Linked DNA regions of Homo sapiens: region 1 is linked to region 2. Evidence: chromatin loops called from intact Hi-C (ENCODE). Cell type or tissue: endothelial cell of umbilical vein. All regions are shown on one strand. Each heading gives the region's core, and the rest is flanking DNA. Links, peaks and the distances in the headings are about the cores only.

Region 1 (16,444 bases), core at 4,534-12,533, 51 kb after region 2:
AATAATGCTGTTAGTTAGCTACAAATCTTTAGTCCCATGGTTGACTTTTTCCCCATTCCCTTTCCTAGTAACCAACTGTATTGTAGTTATTTTTCATAAAAAATATGGCAAACTTGTGATAACAAACAACCAATATGATAGTGATAAGAATAGTCAAACTCTTAAAAGTCAGAATTTTGCAGATGTTCTTTTATTTTATTTTATTTTTTTGAGATAGTGTCTTACTCTGTTGCCCAGGCTGGAGCACTGTGGTGTGATCTCGGCTCACTGAAACCTCCGCTTCCTGGGTTCAAACGATTCTCCCACCTCAGCCTCCTGAAGTAGCTGGGACTACAAGCATGTGTCCCCACACCCAGCTAATTTTTGTATTTTAGTAGAGATGGGGTTTCACCATGTTGGCCAGGCTGGTCTCAAACTCCTGACCTTAAGTGATCTGCCCGCCTTGGCCTCCCAAAGTGCTGGGATTACAGGGGTGAGCCACTGTTGCCGGCCAGATGTTCTTTTATAATAAACTCAGTGAAAGTGAATTACAAGGAAACCTCATTAAATTACAATTGGTTTATTCAAAAGAATCTTACTTTTTAAAAAACATACTCTTCCCCCAGTTAACTAGATTCTCTATTTTTTTTAAAATAAGGATATTGAATAACTTGCTTGGCTATTCAGAACTATATTGTTTTTGCTGTCATTTAAATTCTAGGTTGAGACAGTTTAATTCTTTTAAGGAGTGAAGACACTAATGTCTGAGAGAAACACTGACAGAAGTTTTTTTTTGTTTTTTTTTTTTTTTTGAGACAGAGTCTCACTGTCGCCCAGGCTGGACTGCAGTGGCATGCTCTCAGCTCACTGCAACCTCTGCCTCCCGGGTTCAAGCGATTCTCTTGCCTCAGCCTCCCAGGTAGCTGAGGCTATAGGTGCCTGCCGCCGTGCCTGGCTATTTTTTTGTATTTTTAGTAGAGATGGGGTTTCTCTATATTGGCCTGGCTGGTCTTGAACTCCTGACCTCAAGTGATCCACCTATGTCGGCCTCCCAAAGTGCTGGCATTACAGGCGTGAGCCACCATGCCCGGCCACACTGATAGAATTTACTGTGTTTTTAACTATGCTTTGGACCACAGTGAACAAGAGTGATTAGGCTGTGAAATTTTCATATTCAAAAGATACACTATCCTGATTCTTATTCTTGAGCATGTCAAGGTCTAGTGAAGCAAAGGTTGTTATGTTTAGGAAAGACCAGATTGCAGGTCAGTTCTAATATGTAAGGTGCACATGATGCATTTCTGAATGCATGTACCATTCCTGTTCATTGACCATTTTCACTTCTGGCATGAGGATCCTTTGGAGGAAAAATAATTGTGTAGAAAAAATACGTATTTACCAAATTATTCACTTCTTGATGCCAATTGATGGCTCAAATATGAATTAAGTTTGTAATATTTCTTGGGAGCTATTTTACGCTATAGCCCTAAACTAAAAGCTGAGAACTTCTCATGGCTTTAAGAAAGTTATACTTGATACAACAAAGCAATGTATCTAGAATTCCCTCCTACATTGCCAGAGAATTTAAAAATACATCTATTTTGTAAGAGCTAAAAGTAGTTTCTTTTTTTTTTGTTTTGAGACGGAGTTTTGCTCTTGTTGCCCAAGCTGGAATGCAATGGCGTGATCTCAGGTCACTGCAACCTCCACCTCCTGGGTTCAAGTGATTCTCCTACCTCAGCCTCCCGAGTAGCTGGGATTACAGATGGGCGCCACCACACCCCGCTAATTTTTTGCATTTTTGTTAGAAATGGGGTTTCACCATGTTAGCCAGGCTGGTCTAGAACTCCTGACCTCATATGATCTGCCCGCCTCGGCCTCCCAAAGTGTTGGGATTACAGGCATGAGCCACCACGCCTGGCCTAAAAGTAGTTTCTAAAACATGTATAACAACTATTTATTGATGTTATTATGTGTAATACAAAATGCACAGGAACACAAAATACTTATAATGTATATTTACTTAGTACTTAGTACATATAAACTTGGATTCTGTCTTTAGTAAATGAGCTTTAGTGTCTTCCTGGATAGGTATATTTCTACTGTTGAAAGACTATCTTCCCCAGGTACCACATCCTTGGAAAGAGGCTTTGTTTGTGATTATATTGCTGTTGGATTAGAGGGTGAGCCAGGATTGATATGCTGTAGCCAACCATTCTTTTAAATGTTTCTCTGTCCAACTTTATGTTTGTCAGGGTTGGGGAAGGAGCAAACAGTAACAGAGGTTATCGTAAATATAAGAGAGATAGCTATCTTTGACAAATGAATGCTGTTAGTCTTGAATGAGTAGCTGAAGGAAGCTATGGAAATTCCATCATCTTCTCCTAAATCTTCATTCTGCTCTGGATGATTAATATTTGTTCGGTATGGAGTGTCTGCTAAACTGGGGGAAAGGCTTAAAGTCACTTTATGGTTCTTAATTCAGCTCTTTCAATGTCACCCAGGGAGCAGGTTTAAAAACTTTTAAAGTACAGATAGTAACATAATTTAATGGTAAGTTATTTTGGAAAAGATATATTGAGAAAAATAAGAAAATGTGTTTGCAGCGTATTTTAGCTAATTTAGGATTTATAAATGCACACTGGGTGTTCTCAGGGATTATTAAACAACATTGTATAATACGTATCTGCATCTAGTTTGGAATGCTAATGGAAGAAACTGATGTTTCTTGGGTGCCCACTATGAACTAGGCACTTTGCAAATTTCTTAATATACACTGGAGCATTTAATCCTTTGAGGTTGATGAAGGAACTGAGATTTTGAAAGACTTAGCCAACTTTCCCAAGGTCACACAGGTAGTAAGTGGTAAGCCAATCTTATTTGAAAGTCCGTGCTCTTCTGACTACACCACTACTGTCTATTTTTTCTAGCATCGCTAGGTCTTTGCTGATAGTGAAATGTATGATATTTGTCAAATTTATAGTATCAGATATTTAAGCAAACTCCTCACATACAGTTGTAAAGCAGCATTCTATTATTCTTAACATATATATTTACATGTCCATCACCATTGGCCTGTCCCCTATCAATCAGCTAAGCTGGTCCTGGAATTATTCCTTTATGAGATATGATAGATTCATCTTCTCCTGTCTGCTGTATGGGCTAAATTGCAATTCATGCCCTTAAAATTTTTCACTTGAGGCCGGGCGCAGTGGCTTATGCCTGTAATCCCAGCACTTTGGGAGGCCGAGGCGGGCGGATCACAAGGTCAGGAGATCAAGACCAACCTGGCCAACATGGTGAAACCCCATCTCTACTAAAAACACAAAAATTAGCTGGGCGTGGTGGCATGTGCCTGTAATCCCAGATACTTGGGAGGCTGAGGTAGGAGAATCTCTTGAACCGGGAGTTGGAGATTGCGGTGAGCCGAGATTGTGCCACTGCACTCTTTTTTTTTGTAGACTCTCTCTCAAAAAAAAAAAAAAAATTATCACTTGAACTGTTAACTGGTCCTTGTCGAGTCTGGACCGTGTGGAGAGAGGTGGCTAAATGAATATATCTAATCACCATTTTCACTGTCATCCAGTCTTTCAGTTGCCTACAGATAAGTCAAAATGTCAAAATGTCTAAGGATGGCACTCAAGAATGTATACAATCTGTACCCAACCTTCTTTTTTAGAATCACCTGCCACTACTCCCCTATCTGACCCTGGGTCCAGTGTTCTCTATCTCCACCTGTGCATGATGCTATTTCTTCTGCCGGTTTGGAACTTAACAAATCTGACCATCATGAGCTCAATGCTGATGTTAGCTCTTCTCTGAAAGCCACTCCTATTAGCTCTGAGGTGAAGAGATCTCTCCCATTTAGGCCACTTCCTATTGTCTAATCCAATTGCTTGCCATAACCATTTACTGCAAAGAATCATGAAAAGAGAACAGGTCTGACCTCCTTACCTATGATCTGTGTGACTTTAAGCAGGTCACTTTACATATAAGACTCAGTTTCCTGAAGTAGAAAATGGGTAAGATATATAACTATTCCCTTTGACTTACCACAGACAAGCTTCTTTTCTTCCTTATGGTTCAATTTCTTTTTTTTTGAGACCGATTCTCGCTCTGTCGCCCAAGCTGGAGTGCAGTGGCGTGATCTTGGCTCACTGCCAACTCTGCCTCCCGGGTTCAGGCGATTCTCCCATCTTACCCTCCCGAGTAGCTGGGACTACAGGCACGTGCCACCACACCCGGCTGATTTTTTTTTTTGTATTTTTAGTAGAGACGGGGTTTCACCATGTTAGCCAGGATGGTCTCGATCTCCTGACCTCGTGATCTGCCCGCCTCGGCCTCCCAAAGTGCTGGGATTACAGGCATAAGCCACGACGCCCGGCAGCTCAATTTCTTAAGTTGTAAAATGGAGATAATAAAAGTAACTAATATAGAATTGGTGTGAGAATTAACTATGTGTTAATCAAGATGGGTTGGGTTATGATCCAGTAAAAATTAACCCCAAATCTTAGTACCTTAAAACTACAAAACTTTATTTCTTGCACATCCATCTCAGGCTGGCAGGAACTCTGCTCCATATTGTCCATATTCAGGGTCCTCGTCTGCCAGAGCTTTCACTGTCTGGAATAACGCAGGTCACTGTGGCAGGCGAAAGGGGTTGTAGTGAATCGTGTTGGTTCTTAAAGCTTCTGCTTAAAAGTGATGCACATCACTTCTCACATTTCATTAGCCAAGCAAATCACATGGCTACAGCTAACTTCAAAGGGGCAGGGAAGAACAATCCTACCACATACTCCAAAGAACAAGGCCCAGAAACATCAGGGAATGGTGCTAATGGTGACCATATCACAACTTGTGTTCTTTGGCAACTTTCTTATGGTACATTTCCAGTTTTATCTGTCCTTCTACAGCATAGCCTCCTTGGAGTCAGAGTGAGTTCACTACCCTGTCTGCCACGTAGTGATCAGGACAGGTCCTCAGTTAATGTTTTGGTACATAAGGTGAACAGAGTACTACCCCAAGTGGCTTTTCCCCAAGTGTTGGAGAGGAACTTAGGTTTCTGCTCCCAGGATATATATAATTTTTGTATCCAGGAAAGTCTTTAGTAGAATATATATAATGTAACTCAAAATCAAGGTAAGGTCTTGCAAAGGACCTTATCATCTCCTGCTGTCTTTTTGCTTGAGCCCATATGGAAATATCAACTGTGAACCTGGAGGTATTAAGAGAGCCTACTCTTTAAATGCTTCATTTTTCCTCTTCTAAAGAACCATAGTCAAAGGCCAGGATCGATTTCTGATTTGTTTTAAGCAACAATATGGCTCAGGAAGAGGTGAGCACATTGTTTCAGAACTTGGGCTTGATCAGCCTCTGAAATATGCTTGAAATCAATGTATCTGGATCTGCAGGAAGGGCTGGAAAAAAAGAAAGTTTTTGGTGTTAAGTGATTTTTAGTTGAAAATCACCTACTGAATAGTCTGAAGTCATATATCAACATCTTACTTGCTTTTTCTTTTCTAATTATGTAAGACATTTATATTGTTTTTATAGAAAAGTCAGCAAATACAGATGAATGAAAAGAAAAAAAAAAGCACCGTAAAAGGAGAAATTACCTATAAGAAAAACATCTTAATTCCTGTCTTGGATTAATGTCTTTTAAACGAAATATCATCTACTCTTTCACTGTTGTAGTGAATGTTTCTTACAGCACTGATCAATTAACATACTGTGTTATAGTTTCTGTCACTACATTGTAAATTTACAGACAGTAAATTTACATCATAAGCTTGGCCTGATGTTTTCAAAGAAATTCCTTTTTATTAAACAAATTTTAAACAATACATAACAACTGTCTTTCTGTGACTTAGAATTACAAATTCCAGATGCAGGCATGGCTTTTTAAAAGTCACGAAAACAATCTTTAAGTAAACAAAATGAAGTGGCCACAAGTAAGCGGTTCCATGAGTTTATGGCTTGACGTGCAACAAGGATGAGAGAGGTGTTATGGAAAATCAAGATACTTTGAAAGAAATAGGCAAAGGGGGAGAATCTCCCCTATTGTTCAGGAGCTAGACAGAGTATCAAGTTTGGAAAATGAGTCATTTTTGTTGCTGTCAGAGCCATTCTAGGAGCCTGAGAAACTGGTGTCTGGTAGCAGGTACCCTTTACCTTTCATGCATTTAATCAGACTTCTCAAGAAGTAGGTTGGAGAGCTGGCAGCCATGGGGAGAGGGCGCCAGTGGGCATTCCCTTTGATCTGACTCCACGACGCTATCCTCCTCTTGGCCACCCATGGATGAGAAGGTAAAGGGGTAAATGATGGGATCTCTTTTGGGGACTGACTCAATCTGGAGATAACCCTGCTTATGACTCAACATTTCTCCTGCCTCTGGGCAGTGGGAGAGAATTTACGTCTTCGACTCCTCTGTTGATCTTTAAAAAAAAGACATGGCTGTGACCTGGATTGGCGGTATCTAATCTCCCCAAATAGACATCACAACTTGAGACCAAATAAATCAACATAGAAATGGTATATGAAATGAAATTAAAATGTAAACCGAGGGAGCTGAGCAAGATGACAACTAATAATTTGTGTAAAGCATCGTACATTACTGTCATTATTACTATTATTATCTCCATTTTACAAGGAAATTGAGGCAAGAAGTGTCTTGCCCCAAATCACGTGAAAATGATGTTTAAATTTCCTTGTAACTCAACATTTCATGTTTAGTGATCTATATTTTCTTTCCTATATATCCAAATAATGATATTTCTTGCCTTGCCATCCACCATTTCTCTCCTTCGGACCCTATTTTCACCTCCAATCCCGCTATCTCTTCAAGATCCTCTGAACATGCTGTGGATGTTATTATCTGGGCCTCTTTGGCTACACCTTTGCCCTTCTGTTTTACTCTTTTCTATATGCTTAAATCCTACTTGTTTTCTCAGGAGGACCTCAGTTCCCACTCCTCTGTGGAGCCTTTCCTGGTCTGTCTAGCTCACAGAGATCTCTGTCACAGGAATATCTCTTCTTGTATTTGTTAGCGGCAGTGCTTACCCAGTGCTTAGTAGTGGTAATTATTTTTGTAAAAGTTTATGTGTTAAACCCCAATCTAGAGTGTAAGTTCCTACAAGGCAGAACAGCCTTGTGTATAGCAAGCTTTAAGGAACACTGGTACTTATACTTCATTATGTACCTTTCCTCATATATAAATATATAAAAAGTACTGTATACTCTTCAACCTCTAAAAGGAATGACCACATGATTATCTCATTGTTCATATTGATATAGTTCATGCAGGAAGCTAAATCAGAACTTTCAGCCTGGGAAATATTTACCCAAGCTTAATTTTATTTAGTATTTTTTCCATTAAATGGCACATATCATGCTTCGTAACTCTTGTATACTTTATTTTGTGCCATGTACTTAAGCATCAGTAAGTTAAAATCACAGATCAGAAAGATACATTGCCGACCACGCAAGATAACATTCTATTTCTTCGAAGTCAGGCTTCTCCCTTCGAGTTGAGCTACTATTTGATGCTATCTCTAGTTGGTTTTATCAAAGACTTCTTCAGTCCTTTTTTAGAGTCAAAATAAAGATCTGGATAAAACCCAACTATCTGTAACTTAGTCCTGTGTATTTCAAAACCTTTTGCACAAAAGGAAAATAAGGCCCCGTAACTTTAGGGCACATATGTTCTGCATATATTCTCTCCAAAGACACAGGGTCCCAAGCCTGTGTTTGCAACTTTGATAATAAAGGGTGTTTGGTGTTTCACACAGCATTTGATATTTATGGATTAATTTATCTCTAAATCTGTCTTGAGGAGACCCCAGATTTGGTAAATAGATGATCAGACCAATTTTATGGGGAAGGACTGGAGTTTTGCCTTAAATGGGATCTTTCATAGACCAGAACCTCCAATTTGGCAACATACATTGATAAAAATAAATGAATAATTTCTTAATCTCCATTTCCCTTTGGTCTATGTCTTAATATTAGTTAATTGCCAGCAAGCAAATGATTAAAAGATGCTGTGAGGGTTTAAATTCACTTGTGAGAGGCACAAGAGGCAGGCTCAGGGCCTGAAGCGACAGGATAGATTTTTTTTTTTTTTTCTGAAGAATACATAATTGATTCTTTTTTTTTGGCTTTCTTCCTTCAAACCTACCCATTCACAGGATAATCATAATCACAGCAGTTTACATTTGCATAATGCCTTACCATTTGCTTTCACAGATTTTATTCCCACTTGATCAGAGGGTGTCTGCATTGTGCTGAGTACCTAATCTTGAAATAAATAATTTACTATATGAGGATTTAAACAGGTCTTTTAGATAAAAAGTGCATTACATATTTATGAGCACTGATTTCAAGAATCGCTTTGAAAGAACTATTGATGTTGCTTTATATTAGAGATCTGGAACTTAATCTCATTTGATTCATCCTTGATTTTATTTTTCTGAGGTTCCAAATCATGTTTGTAAATCCCTGAGGGTCTTTTTCCTCCCTGTGAGAGGAAAAATGTTTAGGCACATGTCAGGAATTTAAAAACCTTCTGCCACTATTCTCAGTATATTGGGAAAACCAATTTTCTGAAATTAAAATGGCAGTCCATTTTGCAAGGCAATAATAATGATGATGATGTTGGTAATAAAACTTAGGGGTTCTAATTCAGTACAGCAGGAGAGAGAAGATTTCAATCTATTAAAACAAAGTCCTTTGATGTCTGCTGTGAAGAGGGATCTCATAAATGGTTATTATTTACTTTTAAAATGCATTATTGCTTGAGCATCTGTGATTTACTTTTTTATTTTTGTTGTTTATAAAGGTTATTGCCTTTAAACCAGTTCTTCTTGCATAACCAAACCCCAAACAAACTAGGAGAAAATAAAAGACAATTGCAAGTAACTGAAATTATTTTTCAAACTCCTGGGAAGAGAAAGAAAGACTAGAATAAACATTGTTTCCTGATTGCTACAGTTCAAAATCACTAAAAGATTTTGCTTGCTTAAATAAAAAATGAAATTGCGAGGGGAAAGCTTTTTTTCCCTCTCTTTAAGAAGGGAGAGAGAAAAAAAAAAACCATGAAAGCAGGGGGAGCTTTGCAAGGCTACTGATGCCTGAGTAGAATCACTAACTGGTTCCCTCGCTCTGTGCTAGGCCGTCTGTATTCACTGTATCACAAGCTTGAAACCAGACCTCATTTGACGGAGCCAAAAAATGGTCCTTTTGTTGCTGTTTTTTTTTCCCTAGTGTCATCTCTCATGGTTGCCTGGGCAACCAGTGTGTATCCTTTCAGCATAGGTTACTGGGCCCCAGGAAGGAAGTGCTCCAGCGCTGGCCTGCTATTTTTATAGAACCGTTACATAATACAATCTATTAAAGCTTCCTCTTGGTGTTTTATTGCACAAAGGGGAAATTAAGTTTGATGACTCCTAAATGTTGGATGGAGGATGTCAGGTGACTCTAGGATTGTTTGGCTCAGGTCACATAGCAACAGTATTCCCATATGCAATTCCAGAAGAACCCATATACAATCATGCCCTTGGCAATGTTCGCCTGCCTGGGGATCATTAGAGGAAACTGAGCTCTCTGCTGCTCAGGGGTGTAAGTTTTGTCCGACTACACAATGCTCCCTCTCTGGTAGGATGGCAGCAGACAATGAAACACTATTCACAGTTAAGGGCAAAGAGAATTTTAAAGGTGTCGCACATATGCTTTTAATAGGTGGGGTGATTACTGGCAAAGAGAATTGGATTGAAAGACAGAGGACCAGGGTCTCTCTCAAGTCGGCCACTGCAGCATTGCATGAATGTTGTGGTCAGTTTTGCTTCTGGGTAACTCTCAAGTGGTCCAGGGCAGGGAGGCATTGGGACGGGATGGGGCGGGGGCGGGGGGTGTAATAGGTAAATGGCTTTTAAGTGGAGACCTAAGACCTCTGTAACACAACTTCAGGTATTCTCCACTTGCCAAAGGAACCAATGGGGAATAAAAGCTCTTAGCTCCCTTTATTCCCACCTTACCAGTTACAGTTTGCCACCAGTCTGAAATAAAGAAGGTGCAAGTGTGCCGTTGGATCAGAAGCCCTGTCCTGGACCATAAATGAACCCCTGTACCCCCAGGGAGATGTAAGGCCACAAGAATTTCCTAGACTAAAGGGGTGTGAGCTGACCACATGTGCTTCTGTTTTCACATTTTCACTCTGCTATCCTATGCACCCCCATCATCTCAGCTAAATCCTGAGGCCTCTGATTCTCAAATTTATGTCTCCAGCCTGCTTTTCTTCTGGGCTCAGCTGTCCTGTATTTCCAACTGCCTGCTGGAGAGCTCTTTCTGGATGTCTCATTTTGCTTCAAACTCAACAGATTCAAATGAAAAACTCCTGTTTCTGCTTGTATACTCTTTCAACACTTCTAACACCAAATGTGTGGGTTTTTTTCCCCCCACACTAACCAATTCTCCAATTCTCAGTGGACACCAACTAGGTATCCTAAAATTTAACTTGACTCTGATCCTAATTGCCCCAAGTTAGCATGGAAGCCGCGGATTAAGAGCTCAGTCCCACAAAACCGTCTCCCACTTCAGACACCAATCATAAGTGGTGGGTCCCCAGATTACCCACGACTTCTGTCTGACTTGGCTACAAATCAGAGGTTCCTATACTCCTTTCCTTAGGTTTAATAATTTACTACAGCAGCTCACAGATCCCAGGGACAAGTTTACTTATGCTTACAGATTTATTACAATGAATATTTTAAAGGATATAAATGAATAATGAGATGAAGAGATACATAAGGTGAGGTTTGCCAGGGTCCCAAGAACAGGAGCTTCTGTCCTCATGATGCATCAGCCTCTCGACAAAGGGATTTGTTCTTATTCACCAACCTGGAAATTCTCTGAATCCCTTCAGTTAGGGGTTTTATGGAGGCTTCCTTACATAAGCATGACTGATGAAATCATTGGCCATTGGTGATCAGCACAACCTTCAGCTCCTCTCCCTTCCCCAGAGGTCAGGTGGTAGGGCTGAAAGTTGCAACTCTCTAATCACTTGGTTAGTTCCTCTGGCAAACAGCTTCCCCCACACCCCTTATGGACTTCCCAAAAGTTACTTTATTAACATAAACTCAGGTGTGATTAAAAGGGGCTTGTTCTGAAAAACAGAAGATGCTACTTTCACCTTAATGAGCTCCAGAGCTGTTTCAGGAGCCAGAAACAAGGCATATATATATATATATTTCTTATTATGTCACAATTTCACAATATCCAGCATGAAACACATTTTTTTTTTTCCCCCAATCAAAGGCTCTTGCTGACTCCCTGGTTTCCATGAATACCCACATTCAGAGAATGCTCAATTTTGGTGATCATCTGGTCTACCCTTTTCATTTTATAGATAAAGAAAGTGAGGCTAAAGAGGTTAAGGGATTTATTTAAGGTCACTCAAAGAGTTGGTAGCTGAAGGACCCTGCTTTATGGTGGGCCCCTCTCCATTCTTCTCTGCCTATTTCACCTGGGCTTGATATCCCTAGGAATTGTGAGCACTTCTCCTGCACCTAGTCTTATCAATCCTCTTTCATGATCTCTGATAATTGAGTCTTTCTTTCCCATTTCCACTCTTATCTCAATAACTGAGCCTTACTTACATAAAGCCTAGACTATTTAGTTTCCCAATCGGTTGCTCTACCCCTTGAATCAGTATTGAACTTTACTTCTGGAATAATCTCCAACTTTATCATGTCACTTTATTATGCAAATACTTTTGATTGTTTATACTATATTAAAGTCCAAATTTAACTCTCCATAATCTGATTCCCTCTCACCCTTTCAACTTGCCTTTCTAGATTTAGTGTCCAGCAAAATCAGTGGCTCTTTATTTGGTAAAGTTTATTTTATTTACTGTTTTCTTTTTTACAGGTCAGAGATTTATTGACTGCTTTCCTTTTTTAATTTTATTGCTTCAGACAGTATGATTTCTGATGAAATATCTCCAATCTTCATTCTGTAGAGCTTCCAGAAAATAAAAAATAATATGGAGTTGATAGAATGGTAATGAACATTTGGTGCACATCTTTAAATTTTTTTTTAATTTTAATTTTTGTTTTTACAGATTTTAGCAGTACCAGTGCAGTTTTGGTACATGGGTATATTGTGTAGTGGTGAAGTCTGGGCTTTTAGTGTACCCATCACCCAAATAGTGAACATTGTACCCAATAAGTAACCTTTCAACAAATCTTTAGTCACTCATTCAAAACATTTCATTGAGTATTTACATTATGCTCAAGTGGTGACCAAGAAGGATATGGCTCCTACTATCTTGAATGTATAAACATAGAAGGGAGGCATTACATAAAAATTACATAGCCATTAAATATATGATTATACAAAGAATGAATTTACCACAAAATGAGAGTTTTAAGGGCTATGAAACACAAGTTAGAGTGCATGAGAGCAAATAATGGTGAGGAGTTGGGTAAGAGTGGGCTTTAAAATGTAGACTGGGAATTCAGGGAAGAATTTCTCAAGCAAGAATTTCCATTTCCACCAAAACATGAAGAATGAGATCAAGTTGGAGAAGCAAAGAGAGTGGATGAGGGAAGAAGAAGGGTTGATTCAGGCAGAGGGATTAGTGTGGTGAAAGGAAGAAAGGATCTAGAAGTTTTGCAGCGACTGAGAAGAGGGTGGAATGCTGAGCCTGCAGACAGTGGGGGAAATTATTGAGTATTGTATATAAAAAGCTTTGAGAAAGTGCACCCTGACAGCACCTCATCTCTCTGCAGAATTTCCAGTGTATAATAAGTCAAAGCTTTTGTTTTTAGGGAAAGCCTTCTATTTTGTAAAATTTCTACTTAGAGAAGAATATACAAATAATTATGTATTAATAACAGTGTTTACTTTCTTTGTTTTAGAGATGTAATGAATTAGTGGATTGGGGATTGGGTTTGAGCATTCCTCAAACCACTGGCTTTTTTAGTAAAGTTAAATTTATTATGGTTTCTTATTCTAGGAATTTGACCTTATTTTCCCTATGGGAAGAAGTGGGTTCTTTTGTGTGTGTTTTAGTTTTTTTAAGTGCAAGCTCAATCTCAAGAAATAGCTGGCTCACCCTGGAATAGTGGACGAAGGGAACTTCTAATTATTTAACTTTGATCCATTTAAGGAAGACAACATGACTTCTTAGATTAGGTGATTAAAACAGTCTTTTATTTCTATAAATTCATTTGAGGTAATGGAAGAAAGTAGAAGATACATAAAAGGTGGGGGTTTAAAACTTGAAGATATAATTAAAATTCTTTTTCTTAAAAACTTTGACCTAAAAAAGCTACCCTACGCAGCAGAGGAAAAATAATGGAGCTGGAATGAGGTACGTGACTCTGTTCTATTCCTGTCAACAGGAAGGATGGAGAACATTTTTTTTTTTCTCCCTTTGGCAAGCTTGCCTCCCAGCTTCCTATGGTTGGAAATGGGCAATAAATGGCAGGGTATCCAGTGATCTCTTTCTAGGCCTCCTGGTTACTAGCATTGGCAAGGACACTACTCTCCTTTTCTTTCTTATTTTTAGAGTGTTCTCTTTTTTTCCTTTATTTCCTTTTCAGGCTTGTGGGGAAAGCAAGGGCCTGTCATTATCAGGGAGTGAGGTGAACCACAGGGGCTGGTTTCCCAAGAATCCGGACCCAGCTGCCAACCTAGTGGGTCAGAGTCATCATCTTTATTACTGAGGGCGGTTTTCCTGTGAAAGTGAGACTTCCTTTCATTTAACACTCAGATGGTCATGGGAGCTGTTACATTTCTCCCTCTATCAGTTAATGAGAAAATAGACTATTCATCCTTATTCGCTTCTGCAAATAATGCCCTATGGTTTAACTGCAAAGCAAAGTGCTAATTAGTTTCTGAAGATGAGAAGTCATTACATTTTCTCTGGTGTTTTATAGTGATTTACCAAATACTTTTTGGTGGATTTGGCGAAGAGCAGGATTTTCCCCCTTCTACTAATAAACAGAAGAAGTAATCTATCATTTAAAAAGGCTTTAGAATTCCTGAAAGAGAAATTTGTTGCAACTTGTAGGTTTGGGTCAGACTGAGTTTATCTGGAGAGGCTAAAAGAGGGAGAAACAACAAGGATAATAATAGTTTTCTAGTTGATGACAATCTGCTTCAATACATATTAAATGCAATCAATATATAATCAGTTGCTATAAGAATTCCTGCAGCCATCTACCCTCCCTGGCTGGGCATGGTGACTCACGCCTGTAATCCCAGCACTTTGGGAGGCCGAGACAGGTAGATCACCTGAGCTCAAGAGTTCAAGAGCAGCCTGGCTAACATGGCAAAGCCCCGTCTCTACAAAAAATACAAAAATTAGCCAGGTGTGGTGGTGTGCGTTGGTTGTCACAGCTACTTGGGAGGCTGAGATGGGAGGATTGCTTGAGTCCAGGAGGTGGAGGCTGCAATGAGCCAAGATCACACCACTGCACTCCAGCCTGGGTGACAGGGAGATAATCTGTCTACAAAAAAAAAAAAGAGAAAAAAATACCCAAAATAAGAAGTAACTTTATCTTTGGGGGACACTCTTTATTGGGGGGGACCAATTTCCTCAGGGCAAACTAAACAGAATCCACTCACCCATTTTATTTTATATTAAAGTGCAATGACCCCTTTTCAATGACTGGATTCTGTAACTAAGTGTGAACCTACAGCGCCTGGATACTTGAGTTTGATTTTCCCACTTTCTTGGCTGGAGGTGCATTGCTTCCTCTGAAGAGTTACGTCTCCTATTTATTGTTCCAGTCTTGTGAAGTATTTGAACATCATTTGAAAGACTGTGGTAGAGAGCTGTGAAAAATTAGATAATTGATGTTCTGACTAGCCCAAGGGTGAAGAAAGTGTTTTTCTGTCCAAGTATATTGTATTTAGGTGACAGGATATTGTGCCTCTACCTCCTGGTGGCTGGAAGGAGGTAGTTTAATAGGTGTCTGGTATTATGTTTTAAAATACTGTTGTCATATGAGTCCCTTGGTTTTAAAAATGTATGCCTTCTCATAAGAGAAACTGTCTAAATTGCATCACTGAATTCATGACTGTTTGGGGACAGGTGCTCATACATATTAGACCCCTGAGGTTTTTTTTTGTTTTGTTTTTTTGTTTTGAGACAGAGTCTCACTCTGTCACCCAGGCTGGAGTGCAGTGGCATGATTTTGACTCACTGCAACCTCCACCTCCTGGGTTCAAGCGATTCTCCTGCCTCGGCCTTCTGAGTAGCTGGGATTACAGGCGCGAACCACCACGCCTGGCTAATTTTTGATATTTTTGGTAGAGATGGGGTTTCACCATGTTGGCCAGGCTGGTCTCGAACTCCTGACCTCAAGTGATCCACCTACGTCGGCCTCCCAAAGTGCTGGGATTACAGGCGTGAGCCGCCGCTCCTGGCCTAGACCCCCCAGTTTTACTTCATGTGTGATTCTGTTCCTCCAGAGGATATGGTGAGAGTGACATATACTTTCTCTATGGCTACTTCTTTGTACTCTGCTTGTTTGGACAAATGAAAACCATACAATTTTATAGAATCTTTGCTTTATTGTCCACTGGTGACATTAATAGTTGTCTGAGATTGACAAAAATTTCTAAGACCAGCAACTAACTTTTCTAAGGCTCACGCTTTTTCAGACCTCTCTGTTTTGTGGAATATGATTATCAGTGCTTTTGGGTGTTAGCCAACCAAGATGGGCCAAGAATTTTAACCATCTTTAATTCCATTATTAGGAATAAATCTAAAGTCTCAGAAGTTCAGACCTGAAAGCTACTTTAAAGATGTTGTCTAATTTATTATTATGCAGATAAGAAAAGAGAAAGGTGAAGGGTCTCAGATAAAGCCACATAGTGTGAATGCCAGGTTGCAGGCTAGCTGTCATATTGGGACCTGCATTGTACTATGTGACAGTATCTATGTAAAGAAGCTCACACCTCACAGAAGCCTGGTACTTGGCCAGATGTTTTATAGATAAGATGACGTTGACAGAGTCCCAGTTTGAATCCTTCTGCTACCTCTTAATAGCAATGTGACTTTGCAAGTATATTGAACCTCTTTAAGCCTCATTATTTTCTCAGTTGTAAAAGTATGATAATAATCTCTACCTCTTAGGATCATTGTGGAGATTAGATCAGGCAATTGATGTAAAAAATTTAGCCCATAGTAAGTACTCTCAAAATGTTAGTTATTATTGGGCTCAATTTCATTAATCATTTAATCTGTTTTAAAACCATTGTGTTATAAATTCTAACTATCAACCTAGTAACCTCCTAGGATTTCGCCCCATTCATCCAATATTTTTATTAAACATCTACTATGTGTAAGACACTGTGCTGAGTCCTTGGCAAAATAGAAATATGAATAAGAAGTAATTCTGGCCCTCTGTGTGTGTGTGTGTGTGTATGTAAGTAACATGCGATGGGGATAAAAGA
Region 2 (16,976 bases), core at 3,316-11,315:
GAGACCAGCTTGGGCAACATAGTGAGACCCCCTCTCTACAAAAAATAAGATGTAGCTAGGCATGATGGCGAGTGCCTGTAGTTTCAGCTACTTGAGAGGCTGAGGTGGGAGGATTGCTTGAGCCTAGAGTTCAAGGTTGCAGTGAGCTATGATTGCACGACTGCTGCACTCCAGCCTGGGTAACAGAGTGAGACTCTGTCTCTTAAAAAAAAAAAAAAAACAAAGAACAAAAACCTACAGGGTCACTTACACCTAGACTTTTCAAATATACTTTCCTATAAGGAAGAGGATGTTATGTGATAGTGATATTTGAAAATTTGAAAATTTTTATGTTACATGAACTGCTTGGGGTCATACAGTTTTTCTTTTTTGTTATGCTTAGGATATCATGGACCATATTTTTGAAACTATCATGTTGTAAAAAAATTAATAAATATTTTGACTTTTTTTGGGTAAGGACTATCACAGACCTTTAACATTTAAATGATCAGTATTGAAGTGAGTGACAAACAGTATATTTACAGTAGCACAAAGCTATATGCAGCAGGTAGTAAATGAATGGGTGTGTCTTGATTAGAAAAACTCAGAAATGAAAAGCATTAGGAGCCAATTATTCATATTACTAAAGCATTTTCTCTCTGCAGCAGAGGGCTGGCTGCAGGTTGTGTTTCAGGTATGGGTGGCATTTCTTTGGTTCTTTGTTCTGCCAAATCAGTACTGACCACTCCCAAGCAGCCCTTCATTTTTACCCCATATCCAACTCTTTTTTTTCTGTTGGGCTCCTTTCTTCCGATTCAGTGATCTCAAAGCCAGGCTAAAAACTGGGTGGGAAGAAGGAGGGAACCAAAATGAAATAAATGCCTTCCCTGTTTTACATACATGATCTCATTTCACCTTCATAAACCCCTCAGAAGTGAGGTACTGATAACACCCCATTTTGCAGATGAAGCTCAGGAATATTAGGTAACTTGCTCTAAGCCACACAGCAAGAATGTAGAGGGATTTACACCCTGGTTTGTGCAGCTATGAGGACGGAGCTCTTGCTCCTTCCCTGCAGCTTCCAACTAGGGGGAATTTAGCCTGTTTGTGATTTGGTGAAGGTCATTTTGTTGCCTTGTCCCTTGTCCCCTTAAGGACGGACCACATTGCTTCATTTTTAGTGACTTTCCCTGATACATTGAAAATGTGTTTGAATTAAGGACTATATCTATGGCATAAAGCAAGGAACATCTGATTACTTTTTCCCTGTGACTATGAATGCTAGAGTTCAAGGATCACACAGTAAATGCACTTCCAGCAAAACTTTTTAATGACTGTCACCTTATTCTTTATTTTCAAAATAATCCTCAGATATTTTAGTCAAAAAGCTGTACATGTAGGCTATAACTAAATTTATCACTATGCTCTTTGTGAAAATTTTTCAATTCAAAGTTTCATCCTCCTCCCCATCCTCAATAAATTTAATACGCCCATTACTTACTAACTGGGGATAGAAATAGCAAGTCATTATGATGTCTGTATTAACATCCAAAGCACACTGGGTTTCTTCTAGGATTTCCATATCTATTATTCTTAAAACATATAACTTTTAAAACGCAAATGGTTTTCCCAAGCCAATTCTCTAATCACAGACATAAATTTCACTCCATTAAGGAAAGGAAACCAGGCAGTATGACTAAAGTTAGGAATATGATCAAATTTCAAGGGAGGAAAAACAAAGATTAGGCATGGAATTCTTTCCATTGCTTTTGCTTGTGAAACATGGTTAAAATAAAACCCTGCCTTCCTGCACACAAAAAACGTGCAGACCTTTAAAGTGAGAGGTTAGATTTAGATATGGATGCTGTCATCCCCTCTCTCTGGATTGGCAGGGTATTCTGCAGAGAAGCCAGGTCTGAGTGCTGCCTCCTTGCTTTTCCTTAGAATGGGTGAAGGGGTCGGGAGACTGGTGAGAGCCAGACAGACGCTTCTCCTGTCTCTTTCTTAGGGTGGTTAGAAGTTATTCAGTTGCATTTTTCTCCTGTCTCTTTCTTAGGGTGGTTAGAAGTTATTCAGTTGCATTTTCTCCCATGAAATACCTGTTGCATATTTACGAGTCCTTGAAATAATGACAGTCCCCTAGAACTGGTGATAACCAGGCAGGTCTATAAACAAGGAAAGGGGATGTGATGGGAAAGTCTAACTGCGTAGGCTATGGGTGATAGATTCTGTGGTATTCTTTTGATGGCTACTCCTGAAAGATAGATTCTGTGGTATTCTTTTGATGGCTACTCCTGAAAATACTTCAGCCTCTCAAGGGTTGTTTTTAATGTTTATCAAGATTTTTCTTTATAGGAGTCCCTTTCAACTTATTAGACTTGCTTCCTTGCTGTTTTCTAAAAATTAAATGTGATCCACTATCTTTAAGAAATGTTAACTCTTCCACTGTCTGTACTAAGAACATGAGACAAGACCATTCTCTACCCCCCCGACTTATCGACAAGCAGCAAGCACATACATTTCTTTGAGAGTGTTCAGTGAGATGCACATTCTTGATTTCATATATATATATATGTATAGAAAATGAGATTTACCTTGTAGCTGATATACATTTATGTTGAATTTGAAATAGGTCAGTATAGTTATTGAGAAGGAAGAATTTTTTCAAGTTCTCTTAGTATCATAGAAGGAAGACAAAAAAAGTTTATTTAAAAATTCTATATTTCTGGCCAGGCGCCATGGCTCATACTTGTAATCCTAGCACTTTGGGAGGCTGAGGCGGGTGGATTGCCTGCGCTCAGGAGTTTGAGATCAGCCTGGCGAACATGGTGAAACCCCATCTCTTCTAAAATACAAAAAATTAATGGAGGGTGGTGGCACGTGCCTGTAGTCCCAGCTACTTGGGAAGCTGAGGCAAGAGAATCACTTGAGCCTAGGAGGTGGAGGTTGCAGTGAGCTGAGATTGTGCCACTACATTCCAGCCTGGGCAACAGAGCAAGACTCTGTGTCCAGAAAGAAAAAGAAATAATAATAAAATCTGTATTTTTATTGTTGGTAGAAATGAGAATTATTAAGCCTTTTGGAAAGCAAAGTAACAGTAATTATTAAAAACTGAAAATATATCCTTTCAACCTAGCAATCTCATATTTGGAGGTCTATATCATATTAAAAATATCTATAGTTATTACCAAGTGGCTGCCTATATTGCATTACCCTATTTTAACTCTCTGTATATGACTTACCATTATCTCCTATTTTTCATATTCTTCATTTATTCCCTCATTTGTTGATTGATTCATTCATTTATTGTCTTCCCACCAGAATGTGAGCTCTGTGAAAACAAGGACCTCATCTGTCTTATTCATCACTGGAACTCCAGCATCCAGAATAGTCCCTGGCACTGATGAGGCATTCAGTAAATATTAGTTGAATGAAAGAAATAAAAACACCCATAGATCAGGATGTATGACCAAGGATATTTATTGCAGCAGTATTATGGTGGCAAAAATCCAGAATCAAAGAGAATGTCCATTAGTGAGGGGCTGATTAGGACCTACACCACTACTGGGCTAAGCGGTGTGGCACAGTGGTTAATGGTATGGCTTTAGTGTCGGATGCCTGGGCTGTAATCCATTTCTGTGTTCATCTTAAACATACAATGAATGGTCCTGGGGAAGATGTTTAGCCCCTGTGTCTTAGTTTTCTCATCTATAAAACGAGGACAATAATGACACCAATCTCATAAGGTTTTGTGAGACTCAAATGAAATGATATAGGTAACATGTGGGAACAGTGCCTGGCACATTGTAACTCAATAAATAGTAGTTATTATTACTTCATGAAATAGTAAAGAGAATGACTTAAAAATCACTTGGAGGCATTTTCATGGTGCATAAGTTAGTGGCCAACACACAATGGTAAAGCACATGTATTGCATGTTGCTTTTGTAAATCTGACAATGATAATAAAATAATCTCATATATATGTATATGATTGCTGTGTTTATAAGAGCGTAAATTTATGGAAGATATATATTAGGTATATCAATCTGGGTGTGGGAAGAGAGTTTGCAGCAAATCTCATGTCTGTTACCTTAATCTTCTCCTGTTTTGGAAAGATGAACTCAAATCTGAGGGATTATATGAACCAAAGGTGCTGTAAACATAGGCAAATGGACCACAAAATTCTTGAAAATTGGAGAGAAGGGAATATAAATACCTATATCCACAGATGATTCAGCCATAGGAGACTATATGGACCCCAAATCTAGAAAAAGTTTTAAAATACCACTTTATGGCTGGGAGAGGTGGCTCACACCTGTAATCCCAGCACTTTGGCAGGCCGAGGCTGGTGGATCACCTGAGTTCACGAGTTCGAGGCCAGCCTGGCCAACATGGTGAAACCCCATCTCTACTAAAAATACAAAAAAATTAGCTGGGGGTGGTGGCAGCCACCTGTAATCCCAGCTACTCAGGAGGCTGAGGCAGGAGAATCGCTTGAACCTGGGAGGCGGAAGTTGCAGTGAGCCGAGATTGCGCCATTGCACTCCAGCCTGGACAACAAGAGTGAAACTCCATCTCAAAAAAAAATTAAAAAATATAAAATAAAATACCACTTTACTCATGTCAAAGCATTGTTCAAAAACCGCTATTCCATATCACTTATAAAGTCGAAATTCTTTAGGTTGGTCTTCAAGAGTCTCAATACCTGTGCTGACTCTCCCACAATTTCTTTAAACCAGCTCTGCCTTGGCAGTGTAGACCTCCCCTTGTCAACTAAAAATCTATCTTCACCTTTGTTCATGCCTTTCTCCCTCCTTTTTTGGAATCTTACTCATCCCTTAATCCTTGGCTTAAGTCCATCTCCTCTGAAAGGATGTTTGAATCACCCTAATCTTCAGGGATTTCTTTACCTACGTGCCTGTCTTCTACTAAATATATCATTATGGATGGACGCTGTGCCTGGTCACTTAGCACTTACCATGTGCTCTCTTAAACAGCCATTCATCTCCGTATGCAAATTTTCCTCCTTTCTTCAACTGGCAGACTTCTTGAGGATGGGGCTCATGACTTTTCCTTCCTTGTATTTCCACAGCTCCCAACATGTTCCTTGGATATAGCTGGCATGCAGTGAATATTTGTTGATGGATAGATATTTATAGCTGTTTTCTTGAAAACTGGAAGTATATAGTTATCCCATGATTAATGGATGGGTTGGAGCCCTTTAGTAGAAACCAATTTATTTGCATACAAGCTTATCTATCTAGATAAGAATGCTCTGCCTAAGTATGGAAAAAACTTCAAGAGCATTTCAAATCCTCAAAAATGTGTGTGCACTCAGTGATATGAATCCACATTTGCCATAAGCAGGATGAATGAAAAATGAAACTAAATGAGATATTTACATTTTTGAGAACTGGAAACAGTGAAATATTCATAAAGTTCATAGTAGTTAATACTTACTTGACTTTTATTATAAGCTATCTAAATACTTTATATATATTAACTCATTTAATCCTTAAAAAACCTTTAATTTTTAAAAAATTAAAAAAATTAGCCCACATTCAACGACCTATCTATTTTTAAAATGTTTTTGAGATAGGATCTCACTCTGTCACCCAGGTTGGTGTGCAGTGGCACAGTCATGACTCACTGCAGCCTTGACCTCCTGGGCCCAACCAATCTTCCTACCTCAGCTTCCCAAGTAGCTGGTACCACAGGTGTATGCCACCATACCTGGCTTATTACATTTTCTTTTTTGTAGAGACTTGGCTTCCCTATGTTGCCAAGGCTGGTCTCCAAATCCTGAGCTCAACTTATCCTCCCACCTCAGCTTCCCAAAGCATAGGGATTACAGGTGTGAGCCACTGTGCCCGGCCGTAGAGACACTATTATTAGTTCCATTTCACACAGGGTGCAACACAACTGCCCTAGCTCCTACTTGTACCTATGAGTTTCTTTAAGCTGTTTAATTGAAATACAAATAATTTGATGATTTTTGATTTGTAATTTAACCTATATAACTACATCTGCACAAAGGACAAAACCCATACATCCAAGTGTTTTGTAAATGAAAGACTATGATTCTGCTTAAGGTGAGATTTAAAACTAATGAACTTGGTTTAAAGAAAAATTAATAAACATCACCCCCCAAAAGTTCTCTGCAGACATCTTCTAAAGAAACTATTTACATTTGATCTGAGAATTCTGTTACTGCCTTTCTTTTAGAATGTTTTAAAAAGTCAATCTATGCTTTTTAAAATAAATTGTCTCCCTTATTAATAGTTACACCTGGTTTTAAACCAGAGACAGCTTTATTGTGCATTTCATTCAAATGATCTTGTCTGTAAGTATGATTTTACCCTCAAAGGCTGAAGACTTAGCCGTTAGCAAAAGGTGCTCCAAATAATTTTCTAATAGTCTCTAAAGAGAATTTTCAGACAAGAGTTCCAAAAATGTTGTCAACATTATGTTATCTAAATTCTGGGAAGAGCAAGCGATTCTTCAAGGTCATACAGCGATTCAGGAACAAAGACAGTATAAGAATCTAGCTAGGGCTTTTGACTCCTGTCCACTGTGTTTTCTGCTAACCAACACAACCACTAGAGGTCTCAGCGAGATACTTATGGGCTGCCCCCTAAAGGTGGTGGTGAGAGAAGAAACCCAGCCGTTTCATGGGGAGTACAGATAAGAATGTGACATTGACCTGAAGCCTCTACTGGGAGCAGCAGAGAGTGTCAAAATGTTGAGCATTGAAAGATTGACCAGTCTTCGTAGTCTTATTTAGCTGTTGTGTGTGAGAGAAGGAAGTTGTTGGATTTATATTGTGCTCCTCATTGAGAAGTAATAATGATTTCTCATGAGCCAGTCTTACGGGTTTGAATGCCCAGAAATTCTAAGTCAGGGTTTCAACCAATTTTGTGGACCCTGAACACTATAATAGCTAGCATTTAAGTGTCTACTATATGTCAGGAATTGTTTTAAGTACCTTACATACATTACTTCACTTAATCTTCATAACAACCCATTGAAGTAATGACTTTGTATCACTCCTATTTTATAGATAGGGAAGCTGAGTTACAGAGAGGTTTCACAACTTGCTTTAATTTGCTCAAGGTTATATGGCTATTAAATAGTTGAATTGGGATTCAAACCCAGGCAATTTGGCTCCAAAGCCTAATCAATTAAAAATTTATTATTAGTAATAAAAATTTCAAACATACATAAAGATAGGAGAATAGTGCAATGGACCTCCCCATTTACCCATCTCCCACACTGACAGCAATCATTAACTCATGGCCAATCTTATTTTATCTATATTTCTACCTACTTCCCTGGTTGCCCAGCCCCTTTCCTGGATTATTACACACACACACACACACACACCCCTTTTTTTGGTCATTATTTCAATAGTTTTTGGGCTACAGGTAGTTTTTGGTTACATGAGTAAGTTCTTTAGTGGCAATTTCTGAGATTTTGGTGCACCCATCACCCGGGCTGTGAACACTGTACCCAATTTGTAGTCTTTTATCACTCACCTCTGCCCCACTCTTGCCCTCAAGTCTCCAGAATCCATTATATCATTCTTATGCCTTTGCATCTTCATAGCTTAGCTCCCATTTATAAGTGAGAACATACGATATTTGGTTTTCCATTCCTGAGTTACTTCACTTAGAATAATAGTCTCCAACTCCATCCAGGTTGCTGTGAATGCCATTATTTCATTCATTTTTTATGGCTGAGTAGTATTCCATTATCTGTCTATCTATCTATCTATCTATCTATCTATCTATCTATCTATCTATCTATCTCACATTCTATTTATCCACTGGGTGGTTGATGGGCATTTAGACTAGTTCCATATTTTTGCATTTGCAAATTGTGCTGCTATAAACATGAGTGTGCGAGTGTCTTTTTCATGTAATGACTTCTTTTCTTCTAGGCAGATACCCAGTAGTGGGATTGAGGGATCAAATGGTAGTTCTACTTTTAGGTCTTTAAGGAATCTCCGTCCTGTTTTCCATAGTGGTTATACTAGTTTACATTCCCACCAGCAGTGTAAAAGTGTTCCTATTTCATCACATTCGCACCAACATCTATTATTTTTTGATTTTTAAATTATGACCATTCTTGCAGGAGTAGGATGGTATCTCATTGTGGTTTTAATTTGGATTTCCCTGATAATTGGTGATGTTAAACATTTTTTTCCTATGTTTGTTGGCCATTTATATATCTTGTTTTGAGAATTGTCTAGTCTTAACCTTTGCCCACTTTTTGATGGGATTATTTGTTTTTTTTCTTGCTGCAGATTCTGGATATTAGTCCTTTGTCAGCTTCATAGTTTACAAATATTTTCTCCCATTCTGTAGGTTGTGTGTTTACTCTGCTCATTATTTATCTTGCTATGTAGAAGCTTTTCAGTTTAATTAGGTCCCAATTATTTATTTTTGTTTTTGTTGCATTTGGCTTTTGGGTTCTGGGTCATGAACTCTTTGCCTAAGCTAGTGTGTAGAATAGCTTTTCCAATGTTGTCTTCTAGAATTTTTACAGTTTCAGGTCTTAGATTCAAGTCTTTGGTCCATCTTGAGTTGATTTTTGTATAAGGCAAGAGGTGAAGATTCAGTTTCCTTCTTTTGCTTGTGGCTTGCCAATTATGTCAGCACCATTTGTTCAATAGGGTGTCCTTTCCCCACTTTATGTTTTTGTTTGCTTTGTCAAAGATCAGTTGACTGTAAGTATTTGGCTTTATTTCTGGGTTCTCTATTCTGTTCCATTGGTCTATGTGTCTATTTTTATACCAGTACCATGCTGTTTTGGTAACTATAGCCTTGTAGTATAGTTTGAAGTTGGGTAAAGTGATGCCTCCAGATTTGTTCTTTTTGTTAGTATTGCTTTGGCTATGTGGGCTTTTTTTTGTTGTTGTTCTATATGAATTTTAGGATTGTTTTTTCTAGTTCTGTGAATGAAGACGATGGTATTTTGATAGGAATTGCACTGAATCTGTAAATTGCTTTTGTCAGTATGGCCATTTTCACAATATTGTTTCTACTCATCCATGAGCATGGGATGTGTTTCCATTTATTTGTGTCGTCGATAATTTCTTTCACCAGCGTTTTGAAGACTTCCTTGTCAAGATCTTTTACCTCCTTGGTTAGGTATATTCCTAAGTATTTTATTTTATTTTATTTTGCAGCTGTTGTAAAATGAATTGAGTTCTTGATTTGTTTCTCAGCTTGCTTGTTGTTGGTGTATAGCAGTGCTGCTTATTTGTGTACATTGATTTTGTATCCTGAAACTTTACTAAATTCATTAATCAGATCTAGGACCTTTTTGCGTGAGTCTTTAGGGTATTCTAGGTATGCAATCATATCATTGGCGAACACTGACAGTTTGACTTCCTCTTTAGTGGTTTGGGTGCCCTTTATTTCTTTCTATTGTCTGATTGATCTGGGTAGGACTTCCAGTACTATATTGAATAGAAGTGGTGAAAGTGGGCATTGTTGTCTTGTTCCAGTTCTCAGGGGGAATGCTTTCAACTTTTCCCCATTCAGTATAATGTTGGCTGTGTGTTTGTCATAGATGAGTTTTATTTCCTTGAGGTATCTCCCTTCTATGCCAATTTTGCTGAGGGTTTTAATCATAATGGGGTGCTCGATTTTGTCAAATACTTTTTCTGCATCTATTGACATTATCATATTATTTTTGTTTTAAATTTTGTTTATGTGATGTATCACATTTATTGACTTGCATGTGTTAAACCATCCCTGCATTCGTGGTATGAAACCCACTTGATCATGGTGTGTTATCTTTTTGATATGCTGTTGGATTCAGTTAGCAGGTATTTTGTTGAGGATTTTTATATTTATGTTTATCAGGGATATTAGTCTGTAGTTTCCTTTTTTGTTATGTCATTACCTCACAACACACAGATATTCTGTCATATTATTTATAAATATTTCTGTAAATATTGCTAAAAAGACTTAAAAAGAATCACACTCTTCTTCATAGAATGCACATAATATCTGTATTTCTCCATTTTGTGACATTAGTAGCTTTGATGATTATTATCTAGATTGGTGGTATTCCATTTTATCATTTCTTCTCCATTTATTTGCTGGAATACTTTCTATCATATTAGCTGTTTGATTATTCTGAGGGACAGTTTGCATAGGGAAGGCCAGATGGATGCTAGATCTATATTGACCCCCAACTCCCCCCACCCTTTTTTTTTTTTTTGTGACGGAGTCTCGCTCTGTTGCCCAGGCTGGAGTGCAGTGGCGTGATCTCGGCTCACTGCAAGCTCCACCTCCTGGGTTCACGCCATTCTCCCGCCTCAGCCTCCCGAGTAACTGGGACTACAGGCGCCTGCTACCATGCCAGGCTAATTTTTTGTATTTTTAGTAGAGATGGGGTTTCACCGTGTTAGCCAGGATGATCTTGATCTCCTGACCTCATGATCCACCCACCTCGGCCTCCCAAAGTGCTGGGATTACAGGCGTGAGCCACCGCGCCCGGCCACCAACTCCCTTTTTTAAAACTAGTTTCAGTGAGTTGGTTTCTTAACATTGGCCAAGTCAGTCACTTAGTTTTTAAATGTCGTAATGAAGTTATGAATGTTTAAACCTATTTGAATTTATTTGATGCATCTTTTAAAAAATCCATGCTCAAATTGTCTCCAAGAAGCCAGTGGGAGCCTTTTCAAGTTAGGCTTATAAATCTTTCAGTCATCTTCAATAGCTCTCTAATTTTCTGGTATGACAGGATGTTCTAGGCTTATCTTGTACATTTCTGGCCCTAAACCAGAAATTAGCTATTTTTCCAAGGAGCTTGAGTTTCCTTATGGGAAATGGTATTTTTTAGAAACCACAACCTAGATATGACGACTGCTCATTGATACTGAATTGGTTTATGTTTTAGCCTGCCTCCATTCTTTTCTCACTTCCTCCGTTCCTTCCTCTCTTCCTTCTTTTTCTTTCATTTTAAAGAGAAAATAAATGATTAGTTCTTACTGAGAATTACTTACTTGTTTTATCTTTCTGTATAAATTTGTGTCTAATTAATAATAGGTTTAGAATAATATAAAATATTATTAAAATACAATTGTAAAACAACCGTTTGAATTTATTTTGCAGTTCTTTTCATCTTTAGAGTATATACCAATAGGGATGTAGAAATCATTGTCTTTTAAAGTCACTTGAAAAAAATAGTTAAATTTATTTGCTTCATTTTGCTTTAGCATTGTAGTGTAGTTATTTTAGATTTATTTAATTTTGTTTTTAAAAATTTAATTATTTTTTAGAATTGACAAGTAAAAATTGTATATATTTATGGTGTACAATATGATGTATATATATTTATGGTGTACAATATGATGTATATATATACACACACATACGTGTGTGGAATGACTAAGCGATTTTAAATAAGCATTACTTCACATACTTATTTTTTGTGGTGAGAACACTTAAAATCTACTTTTAGTAATTTTCAGATATACAATATGTTGTTATTAGCTGCAGTCACCATGACATACAATACATCTCTTGAACTTATTCCTTCTGTCTAAGTGAAATTTTGTTTCCTTTGACCAGCATCTCCCCAATTTCTCCACCCCTCGGCCTCACTCCTGTTTATATGACTGATTTTTTATACTCTACATGTAAGTGAGGTCATGTGGTATTTGTCTTTCTGTGCCTGGTTTATTTCATTTATCACAATGTCCTCCAGGTTCATCTATGTTGTTGCAAATGAGAAAATTTTCTTTTTTTATAAGGCTGAATTGTATTCCATTGTGTACACATACCGTATTTTCTTTTTTCTTTTTTTTTTTTTGAGATGGAGTCTTGCTCTGTCACCCGGGCTGGAGTGCAGTGGCATCACCTCAGCTCACTGCAAGCTCCACCTCCCGGGTTCACACCATTCTCCTTCCTCAGCCTCCCAAGTAGCTGGGACTACAGGCGCCTGCCACCATGCCTGGCTAATTTTTTGTATTTTTAGTAGAGACGGGGTTTAACCATGTTGGCCAGGCTGGTCTCGATCTCCTGACCTCGTGATCCACCCGCCTCGGCCTCCCAAAGTGCTGGGATTACAGGCATGAGCCACCGCGTCTAGCCACACATACCATATTTTCTTCAGCCATTCACTCTTTGATGCACGCTTACCATGATTCCATGTCTTGGCTATTGTGAATAGTACTGTAATGAACAGGGGCTGACGACATCTCTTCAATATACTGATTTTATGTTGTTTAGATATATACCCCAGTAGTGGCTTGTTGGATCATATGGTAGCTCTATTTTTAATTTTTTGAGGGACCTCCATACTGTTTATGTATAATGGCTATATTTATTTATATTCCCAACAACAGTACAAAATGGTTCCCTTTTCTCCACATCCTCACCAACACTTAATCTTTCATCATTTTGATAATAGCCTTACTTTTGTTTTAAAGTTATATAAAACAAAGTATATTCAGAGAAGTTGGCCTCCAATCTCTGTCTCCCCTCTCCCATAGGTAATTTTTAAAAACTTCATGGTTTATCTTTCAATTTTATTTTACAGGAGCAAATATGTATAGATACTTGCATCTCGTTCACATCTACTTTCTTAGATAAATGTAAGTTTACTATACACATTTTCCTCCACCTTATCTTTTTTAACTATACAATTTATCTCAGCATTCACTGCTTAGCAGCAGGTGCAGCTATCTCTCATCCCTTTTAAGTTGCGTAGTTTATTCAACCAGTCCCCAAGTGATGGACATTTGAGCTGTTTCAAGTCTCACTTAAAGATTTCTGTATCTACTGACCAAAGCCTAAAGACATTTACATTGGATAAAAGTCTAATTCCAGCAAAGGGGCAAAATTAGATAAAATGACTTCTACAGTTTGGGTTGTATTCTCTTATTCATCATAGCATGTATAAAATAAGAGAATCTTCTTTGTTCAATAATACCAGGCTTAGGGAAACAACAGTAGGAGAATCAAGGCTATGTGGATTTTTAACTAGCCAGGTGGTTCTTAGTCCTGAATACTCAGATTGGTGTGTTTCCCTGACCTTAACTTTTCATGTGTAGATGGTAATGTGCTAGGAGTAGCTAAATTTTCAAAAGCTCATATGCTTAAATGACACAAATATTACCAATGGACAGCTGGCCTTTCATATCTTCTGGTTCTGCATCCACAAATTCAACCAAATGCAGATTAATGTATTTCCAAAAAAAGAGCCAATAAAAAATACAAAACATAATACAAATTTTAAAAAACATGCTTAACAACAATTTACATAGCATTTACATTGTATTAAGTATTATTAGTAACCTAGAGATGATTTAAATTATATGGAACAATGGAACAGAACCTAGAAGAAAAGCCATACCCCTACAGCCATCTGTTCTTCACAAAGTTGACAAATATAAGCAGTGGGGAAAGTACTCCCTGTTCAATAAATGGTGCTGGGATAGCTGGCTAGCCATATGCAGAAGAATGAAACTGGACCCCAATTTTCATCATATACAAAAGTTAACTCAAGATGGATTAAATATTTAAATGTAAGCCCTCAAACTATAAGAATCCTAGAAGAAAACCTAGGAAACACCATTCTGGACACTGGCCTTGGGAAAGAATTTATGACTAAGTCCTCAAATGCAATCGCAACAAAACCAAGAGTTGACAAGTGGGACCTAATTAGACTAAAAAGCTTCTGCACAGCAAAATAAACTATCAATAGAATAAATAGACAACCTACAGAATGGGAGAAAATATTTGCAAACAATGCATCTGACAAAAGTCTGCTATCCAGAATCTGTAAGGAACTTAAATAACGGGACAAGCGAAAACCAAAGAATCCCATGAAAAAGTATGCAAAAGACATGAACAGAGGACACACAAATGGCCAACAAACATGAAAAAATATTCCACATCATGAATTATCAGAGAAATGCAAATCAAAACCACAATGAGATACCATCTCATATGTCAGAACAGAAATTATTAAAAAGTCAAAAAATAACAGATGCTGGCGAGCCTGTGGAGAAAAGGGAGCATTTATACCCTGTTGAGTGGGAATGTAAATTAGTTCAGCCACTGTGAAAAGAAGTTTGGAGATTTCTCAGGGAACTTACAATAGAACTACCATTTGACCCAGCAATCCCATTACTGGGTATATATATTTAAAAAAATTGTTTTACCAAAAAGACACATGCACTCATATGTTCATTGCAGCACCATTCACAATAGCAAAAACATGGAATCAACCTAGGTGCCCATCAGCAGTGGACTGGATAAAGAAAATACCGTACATATACACTGTGGAATACTATGCAACCATAAAAAAGAACAAAATCATGTTCTTTGCAGCACCATGCAGCTGGAGCCCATGACCTTGAGCAATTGAATGCAGGGAGAGAAAACCAAATACCACATATTCTTATTTATAAGTAGAAGGCTAAATATTGGGTAAACATGAACATAAAGATGGCAATAATATATATTGGGGACTCCTAGAGGGAGGAGGCAGGGAGAGGGGCAAGGGTTGAAAAACCATTGACTACTATGTTCACCACCCGGGTGATGGCATCATTTGTACCCCAAACCTCAGCATTACTATTTGGGATCATTTGTACCCCAAACCTCACCAATATACCCATATAACAAACCTGCACAGGTATCCCCGAATCTAAAATAAAAGTTGCAATTATAAAAAAAAAAGTACATGTGAGGATGTGCATAGGTAATGTGAAAATACTGCCTCATTTTACATAAGGGACTTGGGCAGATTTTGGTATCTGTTGGGGTCCTGGAACCAATTCCCCACAGATATGTAGGGAGGACTGTACTATTCTTGGCCCCTCTGTTTATTTATCTATTATCTTTTAAATATTTATCTTTTTAAATGTTTATTATCTTTTTAATAAAAATGTCTTTATTATCTTTTAAAGAATGAATCTACCTTTGTGCATTCAAATATCACTTATATGCAGATGACTTCAAAATAATCATCTTCAGCTCAGGGATATCTCCAGGCACCTCCAGCCCAAGTCATCTAAAATGAAATGCATCATCTTGTATATTTTGCATACAATGTGAAAACATCTGCCCTATTGTCTATTCCTATTTTCAATAATGGAACCATTCTCCCAGGTTTAAAGCCACTGGTGCTATATCCTTATTTATTTATTTAGCCTTTGTGCTATCTAATTTGACCAAGTCTCCTAGGTTAGATATTGATTTACCTGGGCCACATGAAAACTTGGTCATGACAATCATACCCCAAAGACACCTTTTGGAAAAAAGTCTGTAATAGCAGCAATTTGTCTTTGCCGTTTTCCCATGGATCACTGTGTCAGATGAAGATATTAAAGGCATAGGGTCAAATGTGACTATTTGGAAGAAATACTGAATATGTGGAATAAAGGAATAAGAAAAATGATTTCAAAAGCTGGTATTAATGAGGTCCACTTAAACAAACGAAACTGATTAAATATCCCATGTGCTTTTATGAGAGAGAGTGCCCAGATGTGAGAGGGCTTGAAGCCACACCCAGCAGAAACACTGAAGGGCCAGGTGTGACGGCCAGCAGGAATGAGTTCTGCTACGAGAAATCAACCTCCAGTCCTCAAAAGGCTGTCATTAGAAGTACTAGAACCGTCAATCTTGGGAGGTTTTGTAGGAAGCAGAACCAGCACTAGTAGGTGATAGAGATGTGTCATCCAGGTTCGGCAGGGAAGCAGTGCCACTTTGAGTGTGGGCTGACATATTTATTATAGGAATTAAACCTTACTCAATTGTGGGAGGATCGGGGAAAGGAAGGCCCAGAAAGGGGAGTTGGAGGATCAGAGTGGAAGTCATTCATTTCAGACATGACTGAAGCATTGGCCTGGGTGGGCAAGCTGGAGCTTGCAGGAAAATCTGAGAAGATGAACCCTTCCAGCTGCTGACATGGGACTGTGAAGAGAGAATCGGTGCAGTGTCTTTGGGAAGCTGTTGCCTCAGGGGAGCTACTGAGAATTTGTAACCTCAGGGGAGCTACTGAGAATCTGTACCCAAGTGACTGGTAGTGGACAGCTGCTAGTCAGCAGGGCTAATAATTGGAAAGCACTAAATATGGGTCTGAGGAGAGAGAGGACCACGTGGATCCTGCCACACTCCTCTGCGTCTTTCTGTCAGTATGTCTGAGAATGAAGTCTTCATTTCTGTCTCAAATCTTGCCTGAGTTCCTTTTCTGCAACTCTTGTTTTTTGAGACAGAGTCATACTCTGTCACCCAGGCTGGAGTACAGTGGTGCAAGCATGGCTCACTGCAGCATCGAGCTGCTGGGCTCAAGCAATCCTCCCACCTCAGCCTCCCAAGTAGCTTGGGACTACAGGCAAATGATGCTGTGCCTGACTAATTTAAAACATTTTTTGTAGAGATGAGGTTTCACTATGTTGTCCAGGATGGTTTTGAACTTCTGTACTTCAGAGATCCTCCCACCTTGGTCTCATAAATTGCCAGGATTACAGGCATGAGCTACTATGCCTGGCCTGGCTACTCTTGACACAATCCTAGAGGGAAAGGAATTATGAGAGATGTCCTTACCAGACTAACCAACTTGACTACAGCATACCCAGCACAAAACAGAGGGAGAATTTTACACAATGAAAGAGAAAGAAAAAGATGGTTTTGAATCTGTCCAAGTGTGAGGTACCTCTAGAGATAATGAGGGAGTGACCACATGGCAGGGCAGGTGTAAATGGACTCAAGCACTGGGAATTTACTTTGCCCAAAGTTAAAAAAGAACTTCTACATGCTGCTACCATCAAATGTATCCATTTACCTACATCTGTGGCTGTGCACTCAACTTTCTGTTTCTCTGTCCCCCTCTATTTTCTGTGAACTGGTAGCTAGATTTAGAGACTTGATCCCCTTCAGGATAGATTATTTATTTTAGCAAGAAAAATCCAAAAGTGGTGCTTAGTGTCTGTGGTCTTTCTGTTTGTGACGTTAATGGCTACTTAAT

Evidence for each region. Hi-C counts contacts between places; a loop is a spot of excess contacts. Peaks named below come from ENCODE experiments on the same cell type or tissue, not always from the same donor. Only the 100,000 strongest peaks of a DNase experiment are listed, where the experiment ranks them.
Region 1: it touches region 2 in a loop (3-fold over the local background); 7 of 110 quality-filtered maps call a loop at or near these places.

What each region holds. Positions count from the first base shown.
Region 1 is chr4:123,607,866-123,624,309 of GRCh38, forward strand. No RefSeq gene overlaps it. Among named protein-coding and RNA genes, the nearest start is that of LINC01091, 34 kb to the right of the region's middle. In endothelial cell of umbilical vein, for the core only: no CTCF peak of the experiment used is centred there; a DNase peak (open chromatin) is centred at 9,356.
Region 2 is chr4:123,558,348-123,575,323 of GRCh38, forward strand. No RefSeq gene overlaps it. Among named protein-coding and RNA genes, the nearest start is that of LINC02435, 45 kb to the left of the region's middle. RefSeq lists an enhancer at 6,358-6,859. In endothelial cell of umbilical vein, for the core only: a CTCF peak has its summit at 6,607; DNase peaks (open chromatin) are centred at 6,604 and 10,764; H3K27me3 peaks cover 170 bases.